2 separate regions of the Homo sapiens genome follow, and region 1 is linked to region 2. Evidence: read pairs that join two places in POLR2A ChIA-PET (ENCODE). Cell type or tissue: OCI-LY7. All regions are shown on one strand.

Region 1 (2,500 bases), 110 kb before region 2:
AGGTATCTGTAGCCTCTTTTTTATGTTATCTTTGGGGATTAGAAAATTTGAGAGTAAACAGTCTCTTTAATCATTTATTTAATGCTATACTTAAAAATGTAAGTACAGAAATGTAATCAGAAAGGAAGCTTTCTACCAAAATAGAGACCATTAGAGCCAGTTGATTTTAAAAGAATACAAAATGTGAGAAGTCATCTCAAGATAATGAGGTATGTATTTATCAGTGACAGTGACAGTTCAAAATCACCTTTATTTTATTAAATTTTTAATTGCAATGTAAGTTTTTCAGTTACAGAAATCTTCCAAATTATCATAATTTGGTTTTCATTGTGGGGAAGAGCATTAATGCAAAGTTAATACAGTTAAACTTTTGCCTAAGATTATGTTTGTCTCTACCATGTTAAAGTTTCGTATCAAAGTAAGTTTAGTAAGTTGTATTTAGCAATACTGCTTTTAGGTTTATAAGCCTCAGGTCATGTCCCAGAAAATATGAGTATCCCAGTTAAGAAGTTAGACTGTACTCCCAGCATTTCCCCCTTGGCCTAGGTCACCATCTCCCTTGGAGAAACAAGGGCCAGTGCTAGAATGTGGATGGTCATAGAATTTCTGATAGCCACTCTGAATCCATCATCTGTCAGTGGTCACATTGTCCATGGATGTCTTAATATTTACATCCACTGTGTCTTTTGGATAAAAGGTCAAAGTTAGGCTCTGCTTTAATACATCTTGATGTGAGGTTGTGTTATTTCAAGTTTTGTCATGAAATGTGCTTTTGCCTTGGGTTATTCCTGAAAGCTTCCTAATTGGTACCTGCTGGCTCACCTTTCAACATTGGGTTTCTTTTGCTCTCTCCAGTGAGTCTCCTGAGCCTTATCCCTGAAGTCTTTAATTCCTGGGTTTTGTAAAAACTACAAAGAGACACTGTTAACACACCATTTTTGTTGAAAAGGCAAACAAAACAGCTGTTGATAAATAATATCCCCTCTATGAAGTTTAGGAAAGTTAAAACATAAAAATTGTCCTTTCATGTGCTTTAAATATAGAAGTAGTCATGGTGTCAGTATTTCTAGATTTACCTTTACTTCTTGTCTTAATGAGACTTCTGCCTTCCTAAGTTAAATTGATTATGTAAAAATTCTTTTATTAATTGTAGCCCATATGAAGGTAGTATTTTTTACTTTTGAAGTTCTTGATTACCATATAATATACCTTTGGAGTTATTTCTGAAACTAAAATGCATAGAAATAAAAGTTAAGCTGAAAACACAGAATTTTATGGTATTTGCTCATGACATTTGTCCAGAATTTTTCTTTAACCATATTATTCAGATGGTGCAGCACTTATTTACACTTCAGTAAAAGAAAACAAAAATATAGACTTAGTATATAAATACATCGTTCAGAAACTATATGGATTTCCCTATAAGATTCCTGCTGTTGTTGTGGAAAAGGATGCAGTATTTATGTAAGTGTACTCTTAAATATATAATTTTATCATGTATTATTGCTACTATTTGATGGTGAATCATTATTTCAGTTTTGAGATGGGACCAATAGACCTTCCATGATGAGAAAGTGAGAATCTATCTGTTCCTAGATTGTTTTTTGTTTATAACCTGTCTTGATTTATCTATTATTGCCTTTTAGATTTACTGCTGGCCTGAGCCCTTTTTCAAAGGTTTTTGAGCTAAACTGTCTACTGGGTGCCTATATTAGTGTATTGTATCTGCTTATTCTTTAATTGATTATGATACATAAATGACCAAATATGAGATCTAGACATGCTTTTAAAAATTACCTGGCTGAGCACGGTGGCTCACGCTTCTAATCCCAGCACTTTGGGAGGCCAAGAGCAGATCACCTGATGTCAGGAGTTCGAGACAAGCCTGGCCAACATGGCGAAACCCCCTCTCTAATGAAAAATACAAAAATTAGCCCGGGTGTGGTGGTGCACACCTGTAGTCCCAGCTACTTGGGAGGCTGAGGCACAAGAATTACTTGAACCTGGGAGGCAGAAGTTGCAGTGAACCGAAATCGCACCACTTCACTCCAGCTTAGGTGACAGATCGAGACTCCATTTCAAAAAAAAAAAAAAAAAGAAAGTTACCTGAATAGTCCAGGTGCAGTGGCTCATGCCTAAAATCCCAGCACTTTGGGAGGCTGAGGTGGAAGGATTATTTGAGCCCAAGAGCCCAAGACTAGCCTGAGCAACATCGTGAGACCCCATCTCTACCAGTAATTTAAAAATCAGCCAGATGTGGTACACACCTGTGGTTCAGCTACTTGGGAGGCTGAGGTGGGAGGATCACTTGAGCCTGGGAGACAGAGGCTGCAGTGAGCCATGGTTGAGCCACTGTACTCCAACCTGGGCAACAAAGCAAGACTCTGTCTCAAAAAAAAAAAAAAAAAGGTAACCGTATAAAATTGGGAGGTAATAATTACTGCCCCCTTCCCCCAAGTTAACACTAATGACATTTTTAATATTGGTAATCTTTTTTGAG
Region 2 (2,500 bases):
GACAGTAGGGGCTAGTTCACCCCGTTGGGCCTCAGTTTCCTCATCTTTGGCATGAGGGATAATAATCAAATATACTACAAAGAGTTAATGAGTTAATACAAGGATTAAATGAACTAATTCAGGCAAAATATTTAGAACAGCCTGGTACTGCTCCAGTAAATGCTCAACAAATGTTAGGTATTAAAACTTCTTTCAGAAGTTTCTTGGGAGGAACAAATAGGATAATGTTTGAGGTCTTGGCACAAAGTAGCACAAAAATGATGATTCCTCTAAGTGCAGTGTGTTGTCACCAGGAGATGAGCAAGATATGAGGACAGCTTAGACACGGACCCTGTCCTAAAGGGTAAGGAGCTTAAGATCCAGACACAAGTAACGACAACAAAACAGGGGATAAATACCACCAGAGAGCTACAATTTGTGAGGAATAGAGGAAGGAGAAGGTCAGGCATGTCCCGTATGAAGAGCAGACATGGCCCTGGTGTGGACTCCACAAAAGCATTCCAACACACAGAGAAGGGGAATCAGAGGCTTCTGGCAGTGGGAACACAGCCACAGAAGGCATAGGGGTGGGAAAGCACAAGAGTATATTTGGGAACAAGAGGGTTGTTGTCCATGTTAGGCAAACTGCACAGGTATGTGAAGAGGTGTGATGGGAAGCAAAGCTGGCGGGATGGGGTGGGGATCAGATTCCAGGCTGAGGAAGTAGATATGCTAGGTGGGCGATGGGGAGCCAGTGAAGGTTATTGAGCAGAGAAGAGCCACAGCAGAATTGTTCTTCAGGAAAATGAATCTAGTAGCAGGTGGACTGGAGATGGGAGAGAAAAGACACAGAAGTCAGTTTGTAGGAGGCTGTGTCAGTTCTAGCAAGGCAATGGGGACTGAAATCAGAATAGTGGCCAGAAGAAAAGGGAGAGGAGCTGGGTGGGAGAGGAGGGCAGCAGGTGGCAGGAATGTCCCAGGGAGCCTCCAGGGACCCAGGCTGCACGGTGAGGTGGGGAGCAGGGTCGCCTCCAGTGGGAGGGTCCAGACAGCCGGTGAGACCAACAAAAAAACTTCCCTGGCTGGCTTGGCTGCCTCAGATTGTTGACAACATGGTCAAGCGATTCCGTCTGTGCAAACTCTGCCATAAACTAAACCGCTGAGTCAAGCAAGCAGGCAGCAGGCCTTGCCACTTCTGCAGGCCATTAGCTGGCCCCCTCTCCTGCCCCCAGACCCAGTTCTGAGGAACAACTCCCCAGAGAGGGCCTCTCCCACCTGCTCTCTGGCCGCTGCATTTTTTAGGGAACAAAAAGCCAGCTGTGGTAAACCGCCCTTCAGTCAGGCAGACAGTGGGACTATGGCGTGGACACCTTGCCCCTTTCTTCCTCCTCCAGCCTTTTCAACCGTGTCCCCAGTTCAAAGGCATGATCATTGTGACCTGCAGGCCCAGGTACAGCTGAAGTCATTTCAGAAGGCTGGCGTAGAGTCAGCCCTCCCCTGCTGCCTGCATTCTCCTTTGCTTTCTCACTTTTGAGTCATCTGAGTGCCAAGTGAAAACAAAGACCTCCCTTCAGAAAGTTCCCCACCTCATTGGGCTTCACTTTTTAAAAATAACCTGTTAGGCTGGAACCTGGCCACTCCCTACATTTCCCCTCACCCGGCCTGCGGGGTCATTCTCAGGCCTCCTTGCCACTGCAAAAGCCTCCTGGTGGAAAGACAAAGAAGGCCTTTCAGTCCCCATGAAGCAGGCTCTGCTTCTGCCCTGATCTGGATGCATCTGGAGGAAACAGGGAGGCCACAAAGAGACATGGACGAAAGGTTCATCCTCAACAATACCTCCTCTCATGTGCCTGCTAATGGAGAACTAGACTGCTCAGATAAACACAAATAAACTGTTCTTCTAAGGTGACAACAGGGACCCAGCACTTGGTAGGACCTCAATAATGTGACGCAAATCAATTTGAATCTAGCTACTGGACTCAAATACTTCTTCCTACATCCTGTTCCTGAATTGAGCTGCATAACTTCAAGTTTTTCTAACATGTAGGCAAAAAGGAGAAACAGATAAACCCAAAAGAACACCAACCACACAGAGAGGAAAGAGAGACCAGGATTCAGAATAACCCACACTAGACCATGAATACATGAATATCTCAAAAGGAAGGACGCAAAGTGGGTTGAGTCATTAACAAGCTTACAGAGAAACTCCAGGCTATCAAAAACCCTCCATAAAATATTAGCATATCATATCCAACATATATAAGAAATACAAATGTACCACAGCTAAGGTTTATCACAGGAATGCATGAGTAGTTCAGTACTTCCAAATGTTTCAAATGTATATGCCTTATGAACAGACAAAACAAGAAAAGCCATATATTCGTATCAACTGAGACAGAAAAAGCGGCATTTGACAAAATTCAATATCCAGTCATGATTAAACAAAACAAAACAAAACTTTCAGCAAGCAAGGATAGGAGGGAACTTCCTTGACTGAGAAAGGGCATCTAAAAACCAACCC

Evidence for each region. ChIA-PET counts read pairs that join two places held together with the same protein. Peaks named below come from ENCODE experiments on the same cell type or tissue, not always from the same donor. Only the 100,000 strongest peaks of a DNase experiment are listed, where the experiment ranks them.
Region 1: POLR2A ChIA-PET joins it to region 2 with 5 read pairs; 3 of 35 experiments call an interaction of 5 or more read pairs at or near these places.

The regions. Positions count from the first base shown.
Region 1 is chr3:32,533,475-32,535,974 of GRCh38, reverse strand. It overlaps DYNC1LI1 (dynein cytoplasmic 1 light intermediate chain 1), which reads left to right. Exons shown (of 13, transcript NM_016141.4): 7 at 1,329-1,464. Among named protein-coding and RNA genes, the nearest start is that of MIR548AY, 28 kb to the right of the region's middle. In OCI-LY7, no CTCF peak of the experiment used is centred here; no DNase peak of the experiment used is centred here.
Region 2 is chr3:32,419,496-32,421,995 of GRCh38, reverse strand. The region is part of intron 1 of CMTM7 (CKLF like MARVEL transmembrane domain containing 7); the gene reads right to left. Among named protein-coding and RNA genes, the nearest start is that of CMTM7, 29 kb to the right of the region's middle. RefSeq lists enhancers at 1,566-1,645, 1,736-1,805, 1,866-1,925, 1,157-2,356. In OCI-LY7, no CTCF peak of the experiment used is centred here; DNase peaks (open chromatin) are centred at 1,335 and 1,805; H3K4me3 peaks cover 1,483 bases; H3K27ac peaks cover 2,500 bases.